2 separate regions of the Homo sapiens genome follow, and region 1 is linked to region 2. A link is an interaction called in ENCODE POLR2A ChIA-PET data of the cell type or tissue named here. Cell type or tissue: CD4-positive, alpha-beta T cell. All regions are shown on one strand. Each heading gives the region's core, and the rest is flanking DNA. Links, peaks and the distances in the headings are about the cores only.

Region 1 (6,786 bases), core at 1-2,500, 82 kb before region 2:
CGCATAGAATACACTATCATTGCCTTTGATAAATCTGAAAATACAGGGGACATCTTTTGAATAAACTCTTAAATAAACTTATAGGAGACAAGGAAATTGAATAAATGAAAACTTCTATAGCTGAATATACAGATTTATATTGAAGAGATTCAGACTAAGGGAAGATCATGGCGAAACAGAGTTAGGGGCAAGATTTTTGAAGAAAAATTGAGCTTTATGGTTTTATTTTCATTGTGGTGAAACTTAGGGGTAAAGGTGAGAAGTAGAAAAAAGTGGTAGTAGAACGAACGAGGTCTGTAGGTGATGTGCTTGGATAGGTTGGGTGGGGATAGTTGACAGGGAGGGGCTTGGTGACAAGCTAAGGAATCTGGACTTGTTCCCGTAGATCATCAATAACTATTCTGATTCTTTAGCATTAAAGTGCAGTTTTAAGAACTTTCATCCAGCCTTGGTTAACAGGAGATACTAGAATGGAAACATATAGATAGGAAGATACTCTAAGTTTATTGCTATAGGAATCCGGGTGTGAAAGTGGGAATGGGGCTAAGTGGGAATGGAAAAGACAGGTTGAATCTAAAAGACATTGAGGAGAAATTTCCAATAGGCCTTGGTGATCAAAAGAATGCTTACAAAGGACTGAATGTTTCACAGACAGTATATATATCCCATATCAAATCAATGACCCTGGAATGTAGGGAAAGGCAAGAGTAGTGAAACTAAAGCTAAGGTTGGGTAAGTATCTTCTCCAGGGTAAAACATGTCTCCCCCTCATCTAAAAGACAGAAGGATGTTCTGAGAATCCTGAATGTTTTTCCTATTGAATAGTTTATCTTACCCTTGTAGTCTTCCCTGAAATTCTCCTCAATTAATGTTTATTGTAATCTAATTCCTGACCTCTGTGATACTGATATTTCCCCTTAAACTAGCATACTCCCCTCTTCTTGGAACAGGTGACATGGTGACCAGCACTCTTCTCTGTTGTGTTCTTCCTTCTGACCAAGCACTACAGCCACATGAGGCAGCAGTGAGATGTGGCCTTGTCACTCCTCTTCAGGTGCTTATCCACAATTTACTTCCCACAATTTACTTGATGGTTCTGGCAAAATGTTTGTGAGTCTTTTTTTATTGCATGGAATTGTGTTCACTTAGGTTTTATGCCAGACTGGTTTAAATGATTCATCATAAATTCTGAAACTCTTTTAGGTATTTGCCAACCTTTACTGCATGTCTTGTTTCCCCTCCCCAGCTCTTTATCTTCCCGCAAGATACAAATGAGTCAACACAATCTTCATCAAAAAGCATTGTGCTCTGTAGAAGGAAGTGTGATAAATTAAGTAGTAGCTTATTTTTTTAAAAAAAAAATAATAGCTCCAGCTACTTGGAAGTCTGAAGTGGAAGGATCACTTGAGCCCAGGAGTTCCAGACTAGTCTGGGTAACATAGCAAGACCCTGTCTCAAAACAAAACAAACAAACAAACAAAAAAACCCAAAACAAAAAAAATAATTAAAGTTTTTTGTTTTCTTCTTCAGTTTGTTTTTTGCTTGCTTGAGTGGTCTGCTCAGGAAATGGCCTTGTAGCTAAGTGGGTTTTGGGGGTTTGGTTATTTCACAATGTCTCTATACCTTTTGGGTTTACAGTAGAATAGATTGCTGCTTGCTTTTTTAAAAAAGTGTGAAGTTCTGCCAAGACACTATTTACAGATTCTTAGATTTTGAGGAAAGGGACTATGGAGGCATCTAAGCAAAATTTTTTTTGTTATCTCCTATTTATTTCTGTCTTCTCCCTCATTAAGAAGAAACAAGAAAGTTAGTAAGAGATTGTGCTGAAATATAGGCTTGAGAAAAATAGATTTAAATTTTATTAGGCAGGTTTGCCTCATCAATTAATAAAAATTAATAAAGTTCTAGTTTTGTGTAATTGAGGACATTCTAAGGGTACAGAGAAATTATAAAACTATATTATCTTCTTTGTCCAAACATAGAAAATCATTTTCCTTTTAGGATTATGCTTTGCTACTCTGCAATTAAGCAAGTTAGTTTGGAATGTTTTTATTTTTATTTTCTTTCCCAAAGTTACCTAAGGAGTGTTTTAATTTTTATCAGTAATCATGTCTGTATCTTTAGTTCTGAGTTGCTTTATTAACTGGCTAAGGATGTTTTTGTTTTGTTTTGTTTTGTTTTTACCATATTCTGGCTTTCTCAGTGTTGTATGCCAATCTCCTAAGACAATGTTTAGAATTTAGTGGGTACTCAATAAATTTGTTGAACAACTTAATGGATTTTTAAATGTTTATTTCTAATTTTAAAAACGGTATGATAATTTTAGAAAGCAAACTTTATCATAATTCTAAAATTATGATAATTTTAGAAAGCAAACTTACACAATTGATTCTTTTTTGCTTCTTTTAGTCTTTAACTATGTACACACTTTTACATGGTTTTAGTTATTACAAACTTGAAATTTTGTATTTTTATAAATCAAAGATTTCCCATATTTTATGTTTTAAAATAGCCAAAGTAAACATCACGTTACTTAGAGCAGCAAGAAATTCTCTCTTAATTCTAGATGGGGATAATTTAAGAAATATACTATTCCTAACAAATATTGCTGAAGAATGAGGGTTTATTTTAATTTATGTATACTGGGATTGAGTTTCTTAATTTGAAATATTGTCTTTAAGTTGTCTATAACCAAGATATCTCGATGATCTTTCTTTTTTTTTTGCAGTACTTAGTAAAGAGCATGCAGTATCTTTAATGTTCAGATTAAGCAGTGTTCAGAATCATGATATCCTGAAGGAAGTTTGAATAATGTTGCAAAACAGAAAGGATTGCTAATATCTTAAATAGAGGAAGTCCTAACAACACATTTCCCAGTTTTCTTCAGGATCAAGACTAATTTTGTTAACATTTGTTGAACTTCTGCCTTCAATAAAGATGATATACTGATTTTTGGATGTTCTCACACTGAATTAGGCACTTGGGTAGACTTGTACCCATTGAGAGGTTATGCAAGCTCAAATGTGGAAAGTTTTTCTAGAAGAGCCTGCCTTTCAGGGCCAAAATGCCACAGGCACAGCATAACTTCCTGAAACAAATTTATTTCCTAAGACATTGGTTGCAGAGTAGAAATGTGTTCTTTAGAAACAGTTCTTCAGGCTTTCTGCCCTAAAAGTTACAATGTTGTCAGCAAGGTGGTTGATTTTACTTTCTTTTTGTTCCATCACAGTTTACCAGCATTACATATGCAGGGTATTGAGCTAACTGTCTGGTCAGGTGCTCCTTGTGGGGGCCACTTGCTCTAGATCCTATATAGACCAACACTCTTAGTCTTTATATCCAGAACCCAAGTGAAGCTTCAAAGGTTACTGGGAGGGTTGAAGAGGTGCTGAAATCAACACTTCCCTTAATGGAGGTCAGCACTTCCCCAGTCCTGGGAGAGACACAGACTGTCAGAAGCATCTGACTTTGCTTCATTCAAAAGGGAGTTTGAGGTATATATAGCAGACTTAAAAGTTATGAATAAAAATACCTTCTGTGATGAACAGAAGTTTCTCATTGATCACACTGACAAGAAACCTTTCGATGAACAGTCCGGGTAGAAGACATGTCACTCACTCTAAACAGTGTCTGTCTTCTTTCCTGGGCCTAACTGAACTTTGCAGAGTTCATTTGGGACATAAGGAAACAGAAGGTGTCAACTTGGCCCTTGTGCTCACTGGGAAAATGGGGAGAGACAGAACTCATTCAGGAGACCTGTAATTCTGTTCTTTCTCTGGGAGGCAAGAAGAAAGGTGAGTTTTGCATATGGGTGATGGAATGGAATAATCTCAGTTAAGCAGACCACACTTTACGTTCTAGTTAGCCTCTTGTTTGTTAAAAATTTGAATTGTAACCAGGTTCCTTTGCTGAGAAGGAAGGCACTAGGGCCCTGGAGTGAGATGATGGCTGTGTTATGTGACCACAGAAGGTGGTTACGTACTAATTTCCTCTAGGGCTTGTGATGAAGTCAGTAAACCACAGCCTTCAGCATGCTCTGCTCAGGCGGCAGCAGTGGCTTTTTGGAGGTGTCTCGGCCATGACACACATTTGACATGCCCTCCCTCAACCTACTTATAGACTATTTTTCTTGCTCTGCAGCATGGACCAAAGAGAAATTCTGCAGAAGTTCCTGGATGAGGCCCAAAGCAAGAAAATTACTAAAGAGGAGTTTGCCAATGAATTTCTGGTGAGTCCTGTATGTGACCCTCTCAGGGTAGTTACATACACTATTTAACTGACTATGGGGGTCCAATTTTCCGAGACCAAATTGCTCTTGGGATAAAGTAAATATGAGACCTTGGCGGGGAAGACAGAAAAAAAAAAGTTTGACTTCTCTGAGTGGTTTGCATGTATTTCAGGTATTCTCTCAAAATTACTGGTTTTAATATTTTGTTTGCTAGTTCTTTGGAGTTTGGTTAGGAATCCTACAGAAGACATATACAACTCCAGATGTAAAAACACTAATATTAATTGAACATCCAGATTTCCCCAGGTATCTAAGTTGTGGTTTATGCTTTATATTACTAATTTTAATTAATATTAAGAAGAAAGAGACCAATGTTAACTTTTCATGCAATATTACATTTTTAGCCTCCCCTCTGGGATTCTATTTGGTTGACAAAGGTTTTTGAAGAGCACCAAAACTACCCACTGCCACAGTTTTTTTTGTTGTTGTTGTTTGTTTTTTTAAGATTCAGAATCTTACTCTGTCACCCAGGCTGGAGTGCAGCAGTGCAACCACAGCTCACTGTAGCCTTGAACTCCTGGCCTCAAGTGATTCTCTTGCCTCAGCCTCCTGAGTAGCTGGGGCCACAGGTGTGTATCGCCATGCCTGGCTAATTTAAAAAAAAATTGTTTTTTTCTTTTTTGTAGATACGAGCCTTGCTTTTTTGCCCAGGCTTGTCTCGAACTCCTGGCTTCAAGCAATCCTCCCATCTTGCCTCCCAAAGTGCTGGGATTACAGGCATGAACCACTATGTCTGGCCATCATTTTTCTTTTCTTTTTCATATGAAAAATATATTATAACATGTGTTTTTTCAATAACAGGGCTTCCTTAACTTCTTTTGCTTGGAGAAGTGGAATGGCTAGGATGGAGAGTAGAGACAAGTGTAGGTCAAGGAGAGAAACATGAGTACAAGGTAGCTTCAGGTTGGGTGGATTAGATTACCCAGAAGAACAGTGAATCTCCTTTGAGAGAACTGTGATTATTGATGCAATGGCAGCTGGGTAGGCCTCATTCACCCTACAAGCTGAGATATCAGATAACATAGGGTGTCTAATAGTACCTATCATGTATTTTAGAATGCTTACAGCTGGCGTTTCAGAGATATAAGAATTTTAAACCTTAGCTCTTCAGTTGTGAAGAAATGGGTGGAAAGAGGGGAACTGAAGTACAAACCTGAAATTAAATCATGATTTTTTTTCACCAAATTATGAAGTATTTGACATGTTCTTAAATCTCTCTGTTTTCTAACTTATAAAATGGGGATAATAATACATGTCCTACCTATCCTCACAGGATTGTTGTGATGATTAAATATCAATAACAATCATTAAATGTGGTCATTTATTGAGTACCATTTATTGAGCACTTAGTATGTACCAAGTTCAGTTCTAAGCACTAAAAATACAGCGGTGAACAAAAAGAACCAAAACCTTTGCCTCCTGGAGCTAACACTCTGGTACCGGATAGCAGATGTGAAAACACTCTGAAAGTCTTGAGTAATTAGATATTATTGAGTGATTAGATATTATGATAGGAACTCCGATGTCAGCTCAACATGGATAATCTTGTGGTACTATGAAAAATGTGCTCTCACTGCCACTGGCTGATCAGTCTGAGCCCCTCTGGTAGAGTTACCTGAAAGGAGATAAGTAGGAAGTTCTAGCACATGTGTATACATGTCCCTGCCCCTGGACTATAATTCCTAAGCCAAGGTAACCCAAGGCATAGATGTAAAAAGTGAGCTGAGGGGCAGTGCCGGCCTCTGTTTTATTTTGGTTGTGTTTTTTAAAATAATGTAGACTGGCCGGGGGCAGTGGCTCACACCTGTAAACCCAGCACTTTGGGAGGCCGAGGCGGGTGGATCACCTGAGGTCAGGAGTTTGAGACCATCCTGGCCAACATAATGAAACCCCATTTCTACTAAAAATACAAAAATTAGCTGGGCGTGGTGGCAGGCACCTGTAATCCTAGCTACTCAAGAGGTTGACACAGGAGAATCGCTTAAACTCGGGAGGCAGAGGTTGCAGTGAACTGAGATAGAGCTGTTGCACTCCAGCCTGGACAACAAGAGCGAACTTCTGTCTCAAAAAAAAAAAAATGTAGACTATATCCCTAATATTTTACCTTTTCTCAGCTAAAGTCATTATAATTTCTCACCAAAATATAGCAGCTACCTCCTAACTGGCTTCTCTGCCTCTAGCCTTGCCCCACCTTCAGTCAATTTTCAGTTCAACACCCAAGTGATCTTTTAATCATACAAATCTGGTCTTTTTTTTGGGGGCGACAAAGTTTTGCTCTTGTCACCCAGGCTGGAATGCAATGACACCATCTCGGCTCACTGCAGCCTCCACCTCCCTGGTTCAAGCGATTTTCCTGCCTCAGCCTCCCAAGTAGCTGGGATTACAGGCATGAGCCACCACGCCTGGCTAATTTTGTATTTTTAGTAGAGACAAGGTTCCACCATGTTGGCCAGGCTGGTCTGTCCAACCAGGTAATCCACTCGCCTCAGCCTCCCAAA
Region 2 (7,383 bases), core at 2,892-5,391:
AGGATAACTTTAGTTAAGATTTGCTTTTATATCATAATAAAACACGTGAGGGCATGGGCCTGTTTATATGCCAGGTTTTTGGAGTTTTTATATCTCTTTCAGTAACTTGTTGGCAGTCCATCCCAGAAATATACCCCATTTATGTGACTTGGAAGTGTCATTAGGAAGACCGCCATAGCCTCTGCTCCTTCTGCCTATACATTGTTGTAGGTGAAGACATTTTTTGAAGCCTTGCATGGGCAGCTAGGCTTAAGTCAGCAGGGAAACGTCTGCTTCTTAACCAGTGGTTTTAACCAAACATTTTTTTCAGTGAAGTTATTTTAGGGAATAAGAAGTTAATAATGTGTCCTAGTTTTTTTCTTACTTGCTTTTCTCGTAAGAATTGAATATAAATGGTCAGCTATAAGTTTCTGCAGTATATATTATAAATTCAACTTTAGTGGAGACTTTCACTTTTTAAACTTTTATGATTATATGTTCTGTTTTTTCAGGTTGTCTAGTAATTTGCTGCCATTCTTTTCCCTTAATATATATATATTTTTTTAGGTAAATAGATTGTTGCCGTAATAAGACTCTCAGCTGCCTGAATTATAGTGGTTTCAAGCCACTTAGATTTATTTGAAACCTCCTCTAACTTGAATCTTTTTAGTGAGTCTTACCATCTTTGCCTCCAATGAGGGGAGTATCCAGTTTAGATTTATGAGCTTCAGAATTTCTCTAATTGAAGTTCTCTCTGCAGTAGAGAGAGCAGGAGCAGCCAATGTGGAGAGGTCGCAAGATGGGGCTGCCCAAGATGTTGGAACACCATGTGCAATAAAGGGCTTCGTCTTGGATTTTGGCCTTATTACCACAACCAGGTACCGAAGTGCTGACTTTTGTAGTAGATTTTCTTTTTTCATTTTCATTTTTTTTTTAAGTTTTGCCCTTTGAAGGTCAAGGAATCCTATTTTTATAAATATTGCAGATGAGACTGAAAACATTTCTCCTAATATAGTCCATAATCCCCATAAGTTCCCTATTTAACAAGGAAAGATATTGCTGAGAGCAGAATCAACATGCTCTATCATTTTTTTAGTTTAGAAAAATGCAGCAAATTTTCTCTTTTGATAGACCAACAAGCATTTCTGAGAAATAAGCCAGAAATTTGGGGGAAAACTGTCCCAGTTTTGTAAGGGTGTCTTTTTAACATTCATATTAGTTAAAGTGGATCAAATTTGTATGTCAACAGACAGTATCCAGTCTAAATAGTTAATAAAAGAAAATATCTTGAAATATTCCCTGCTGATTTTTGTCCTCCAATTAATTTTTTAAAATGGAGCTGAAATTTAAATGACTGTACCAACAACTTACCTTGATACTTACTTTGAGATTTAAAAAATAACCACTTTTTAAGAACATTTCAGATTATGATTAAATTAGATATTAAACGCTTCAACCACATAAGAATATTGAGGACTGTTGAATGAGTCCTGTGCTCTGGTGGTCCTGGAACTTAATTTTATTTATGAATTTTCAGTCATTAGAGAAGAGTATGGTGTGGATATGGGAGGTTGGATTAGCCGACTAAACTTTGAAGTTTGCAACTTTAGCAGATGTTGGGATAGAAGTTAACACAGTAGTTCAAATTGATTTCGCACTTCATGGTTTATAGAAATGCTTTCACATTCATATCTGAATATTTGAAACAACCTAGTGGGTAGGTAGGTAAGCAATTTTATCTGTGTTTCCCATGGAAGAAACTGAGGCTGGGAGATGTTCATTGTTTGTTATCCAAGGTCATATAGCTAGTAAGTAGAAGAGTCCAGATGCAAACCCAGGCCACCTGAACAATGTTCACATCATTTTACCATGGAGAAGAGATTAGTGCTTTTATTTGTCTAACACTCTGGTCAGTGAAATTAAAGTATCTCCGTGTGAAACAGCATGCAAAAGGCTTTGTTTCTAATATTTTTAACAAATCCCTTTAGATCGTTGGGAATTAAACAAATACCTAGGGCAGTGTGGACTTACCTGAAGTCTTTTGACATTTTATGAAGTTCTGTTAAACCTAGAAATAAAGTCAAATAAATTTTTTATTGCTTTAGAGACATAGTTATTGGAAGTTATTTATAGTTTAAATATGTAGCCATAATAATTATTCGTGACTATATTTCAAGATAGTTTATTCAGCAAGCACTTACTGAGAACCTACCATGTACTGGGCACTGTGTTCTTAAAAGGACTAATTGATGAGCTCAGTCTAGTGGGGGAGATGAGTAAACCAGCAATTATAATACAGAGTACTACTTGAGTAGAGGTACGCATAGGGAAAACCCTGTAATAGAGGGAGCACTGTCTGTGTTACCTAATGCAGACTTGAGGTAATTCGAAAAGGCATGTTAAGCCATGTGATGCTTGAGTACAATCTTGAAAGCATGTTAATACTTAACTTGGTAAGAACATTTTAAGCGAATAACAGCCTATGCAAATACACAGAGGCATTTGAGAATGCGGCACTTAGAGGGAGCTACAAATAGATTGACATGGCAAGAGTATGCACTGACTGTTAAGGGATGGAAGGAGTTGAGACCAGAGAGAGAGAGACATGATTAGGATTGTGAAGAGCCTTAGATGACATGCTTTTAAAAAGTTAGTACTTTTTCCTAAAGATAATTGGGAGTCATTGGTGAATTTTAATAGGGAAATGCTTGCTATCCATTTATGTTTGCAAAGATTACATAATAGTGTGGAGGATGGAATTGGTGGTGCAGGATATGAGATTGGAAGCAAGAATACCAGTTAGTTACGATAGTAACCATGTCATAAATGCTCCACGTCCAAACTGGTACTGACATTAGAGAGAAAAGAAAGAAATTTGAGAAATAATTAGAAGGTTGAGATTTAACTAGTCTTGGTGAGAGAGAGAGATAGTCTTCAGATGTGGTTTGGACAAATGGGTGGATGGCGATGCTGGTCAAAGCCAATACATGGTTGAAAAAGCCGGTTTCTGTGGCTAGAGGGTGTTGATGAGCTCAGTTTGAGATATTTTGAGTTGAAGGTACCTGTGGGAATTTACGGTTAGAAATAACTGTTAGGAGGCTGGGCATGGTGTCTCACATCTGTAATCCCAGCAGTTTGGAGGCTGAGGTGAACAGATTGCTTGAGATCAGGAATTTTGAGACCAGCCTGGTCAAAGTGGTGAAACCCCATGTCTACTAAAAATTCAAAAATTAGCTGACATGGTGGCGGGCGCCTGTAATCCCAGCTGCTTGGGATGCTGGCTTGAACCTGGGAGGTGGAGTTTGCACTGAGCCAAGATCACGTCACTCACTCCAGCCTGGGCGACAGAGCAAGTCTCAATAAAGAAAAAAAGAAAAAAAAAAAAAGAACTCTTAGGAATTGAATGTATGGATCCAAGTTTGAGAGATGTGTCTAGGTTGGAGATGCAGAAGTTGAACCCATTAATGCAGGAGATGCGGAGATGCAGAAGATGGAACCAGCAATAGCAGTGGAAAAGAGATGAAACTAAGGGTGGAATCTTGTGATGCATCCACAAGTAAGTATGATGAACATGGGAAAAGACCAAAAAGAAAGGCAGGCAGAAGAAAGACTAGAAGTTTTCTGCATTTTAAGAATGAAGTGTTTATTTTATCCATATGAAGGATCCAGTAAGTAAGGATGGGAAAGTGGTAGGTTTATCAATTAGGAATTGAATTGGAGACATGATCAAGATTAGTGCTTTGCAAACCGTGGACAGGTAAATACTATTGTAAATTATGCCTTTTCTTTAGAACCTTGCTACTAAAAGTTTGCTCTATGTATGAATTTGGCACCACCAGGGAGCTTGCTAGGAGTGTAGACTGGGCTCTTACCCAGATTTTCTGAATCAGAATCTGCATTTTTAAAAGGTGATTCATATGCACATTAAACTTTGAGAAGCTTTAGAACTCAGCTCCTCTAAGCAGGAGAAAGTAAAATGTAGATTTTGTGCAAGAAAAATGAAAACTTCTGTTATTTTTATATTTTTAAATTATTGTGGTGGCTAAAGCTAGGATCCACATATAGGGTTTTCTTTTAACATTCTAGAAAACTCAAATGTTCTAATACCAGAGCAGAAAAATTTATATGTCCATTGAAACAGTAAGCTGATCCTTGTTTGATTACTTAACTCTTAGCAGTTGATACAGGATAACTTTATAAAGTTGAGTTTCCTTCCTTCCTCCCTTCCCCTTCCCCTCCCTTCCCTTCCTTTCTTTCTCCTTTCTTTGATGAGGTCTCGCTCTGTGGCCCAGGCTGAAGTGTGATCATGAAGTGTGATCATGGCTCACTGAGGCCTTGAACTCCTAGGCTCTAGTAGTCTTTCTACTGTTTCTTACTCCACTGTACCCCAGTACATAAACTTCAGGAAGTGGTGGAACTCAACTTGTTCTTCGCTTTCAGGTGCTATTTCCAGTGCCTCAGCCTCTAGAGTAGCTAGGACTACGGGTGTGTACTATTACAATTGGCTAATTTAAAAATTTTTTTATAGAGCCAGAGTCTCACTATGTCGTCTAGGCTAGTCTTGAGCACCTGGTCTCAACGGATTCTCCTGCTTTGGCCTCCTAGCATGTTCGGATTACAGGTGTGAGCACTAGCTTTGCTTATAGTCTGCATTTTCTGGTGATGCTGATGTTGCTAGTAAATGGACCACCAAGGCCATATAGGTCTCAAAATCTGTACATAAATTGCAAGCGCAAATAATAACAAACACTAAAAATACAGTGAAGTTAAAAGGGAATTGTTTTCAATATCACCTCTGAGATCTTCTGGCAACTAAGTAATTGAAGGATGTACATGGAGAGGAGTGTGTGTTATGTGTTTGCTGGGGGTAGGGAAGATTGGCAAATCTGCATGTTTTAAGTATCTTTTTCAAAAATTTTCATATATAATTTTGAGGTTTCACTGAGAATCAAAGCTTTTTAACTTTAGGTAGTTTTATTTCTTATATTACTTTTATTACTCTATAAAATGATAATGTTCTGTAGCATTGGCGTGTATAATTTTAGTGTCTACGGTTCCAGAGAAAAACAAAAAATGTTATTCCCTCGTTGTGTGTTGGGACAAGGCCTTATATGGGCTTGTTATATGCACTCTGATCTTTGATTGATTAACATTTTATAATGAATTGGTAATACTAATAAGAATAGAACTAGTAGAGTAGTATATAGCTTGGGAAATAGCTCAGAAACCCTTAAGGAACTGTATGCATTATTAGTGTGTTATAGAAAAGGAGAAATAAACATTTTAAGTAGCAGGTTTTATAAAATAAAATGGCATAAATAAAAATGGTAGGCTTGATTCTTTTTTTTTTCCTCTTATTTTAAGTACTCACTTTGACCCAGTCACACTGTTTTTTCACTATATATTTTAAAGTAGGAATGCCTTTCTATTCACAAGGCACAAGGTTAGGAAGATCGCTGGCTAATTTTTTCCTTTCTGTGTTTTAAAAAGTCAGCTTGAATAGGCTTCTTCCTGAAACGTGAGTTCTGTGGAATAATCCACACCCGCTCTCAACCCCCATACACAGGGTTTTCCACATAGTGCTTTTTTAGCTTGGTGTTCTCCTGAGTTATTAACAGATTTATAATTGTCCTTTGTAGAAGCTCTATGTATTGGGGACACAGTTGAGCTTACTTAATTCAGAAATTCATACAGGATAACTGTGAAGTTGAGTTTCTAATTTAAACACTACATATGTATTGACAGCAGTATATATATTCAAAGATAATTGTTTAACATTTTATAGATATTATAAAGAGAATAAATTTTATGCAAAACTATTATTTTTTTTAATAGGCATATTTCTCTTTGATGCCACATCCTTCTCCCCTCCCCACTTTGCCTTCTGATTTTACCAAAGACTGTGTTTTTCCTGTTGGCGTTATGTCTCCTGCTTCCATGGCAGCTTTAGTTTTTTCTGTTCTTTGGTCTCGTACTTACCTCCCTCCAGTCCTCCCAATTCTGTTTGTTCCTCCACTGTGCTCCAGTACATAAACTCCGGAAAGCTGTAGAATTCAACTTGTTCTTTGTTTTCAGTTGCTATTTCCAGGCCAGAGTTTCCCAAACTTGCCAGATCCTAAGAATAATTTGGGGTTGCTAGTTCAAATATACATTAGACTCTCAGGTTCCTCTTCTGGAAATTTTGGTTCATGAGGTCTGGAGTGAGGCATGAAATAAGTACCTTGACCGACTTGATTCCTATGATCAGGCAAGTTTAAGAAACACTGTTTTAAACCATATACCATCTACCATTACTCTAGTTCCTTTCATTTGACCTGTAGATAGCATCTTTTTAGAATTTCAGAGCATCATAAACTAAGAGATAATCTTATCTGACCTCTACAAAGTGCAAATTTTAAAAAATCATGTTTTGATTGGCCATCACTGGGGACTTTGTCTCTTCATGACATTTTATAATGCTTCCCATTGGGTTGTCAACATTGCCTGGGAAGCCTACTTCTTTTCTTTGTTTAGCTTGTTTACCTGTTCTTCATAAATACTATTTAAACTTTATCTGTATACATCTTTTCCTCATTCTCTCCTGTTACAGTAGAGAAGATATTCTATCTCCTCCTCAAAGGCTAATTTGTCAGGCTAATTTGTCTACTTGTGTTATGAATACCATCCCTTAGCCTGCTAAGGTTTTTAAAAAACTGTTGTCAAATATACACAAAATTTACCATTTTAACCATTTTAAAGTGTATAATTCTGTGGCATTGGGTATATATATTGTTCTATTACCACTACCGTTTCCAGAACTTTTTCCTCATACCAAACAGAAACTCTATACCCATTAGGTTAGGATCTTTGATGTCAGTTACCCGCTACTACCCCTCCAACCTTTCCCTTCTCCATTCCCACTCCCCACGTAACTAAAAGTATAAAATATATTAAGCGAATTTCTGCTTCGTGTCTTTCCCCCGCTTTTTTTTTCTCTAAATAAACTTTTCCTTTCTCCCTAGAAGTAAATCTTTATTCTGAATTTGTGGCTTATCATGTCGTTTTATCTTTTAACATTTTACTAATACCAAATGAACATAAAAACAATACTTGTACCTTTGTATTTTAAAACTACAGTGTATTGTGTGTATCATTCTGCAGGTTATTTTTGTTCAACATTGTTTTTGAAGATTATTTTGATACATCTAACTCTACATTAATTTTAACCATTATATTTGGTATTTTGTTGGGCAGCTGTATCACTGTTTTTGAACACTTTACTTTTCCTCTGCTCTCAAACAACAGCAATCAACACAGAAGACTTCTTTGCCCAAATGTGGGAGATTTCTCCCCCACAACAAGCAAGCAATCAGTTCTTCAGCAGACACCAGCTGGGTGTCATCCAATTCAATTCCGACACTACCC

The links. Peaks named below come from ENCODE experiments on the same cell type or tissue, not always from the same donor. Only the 100,000 strongest peaks of a DNase experiment are listed, where the experiment ranks them.
Region 1: POLR2A ChIA-PET joins it to region 2 with 7 read pairs; 5 of 35 experiments call an interaction of 5 or more read pairs at or near these places.

Annotation. Positions count from the first base shown.
Region 1 is chr1:113,868,979-113,875,764 of GRCh38, reverse strand. The region is part of intron 3 of AP4B1-AS1 (AP4B1 antisense RNA 1); the gene reads right to left. PTPN22 (protein tyrosine phosphatase non-receptor type 22) reads left to right here and starts at 4,053. Exons shown (of 21, transcript NM_015967.8): 1 at 4,053-4,228. The coding sequence starts at 4,142. RefSeq lists enhancers at 4,048-4,307, 4,866-4,915. In CD4-positive, alpha-beta T cell, for the core only: no CTCF peak of the experiment used is centred there; a DNase peak (open chromatin) is centred at 1,254; H3K27ac peaks cover 56 bases.
Region 2 is chr1:113,789,660-113,797,042 of GRCh38, reverse strand. All of the region lies in intron 2 of RSBN1 (round spermatid basic protein 1), which reads left to right. Among named protein-coding and RNA genes, the nearest start is that of RSBN1, 19 kb to the left of the region's middle. In CD4-positive, alpha-beta T cell, for the core only: no CTCF peak of the experiment used is centred there; a DNase peak (open chromatin) is centred at 4,312; H3K27ac peaks cover 1,725 bases.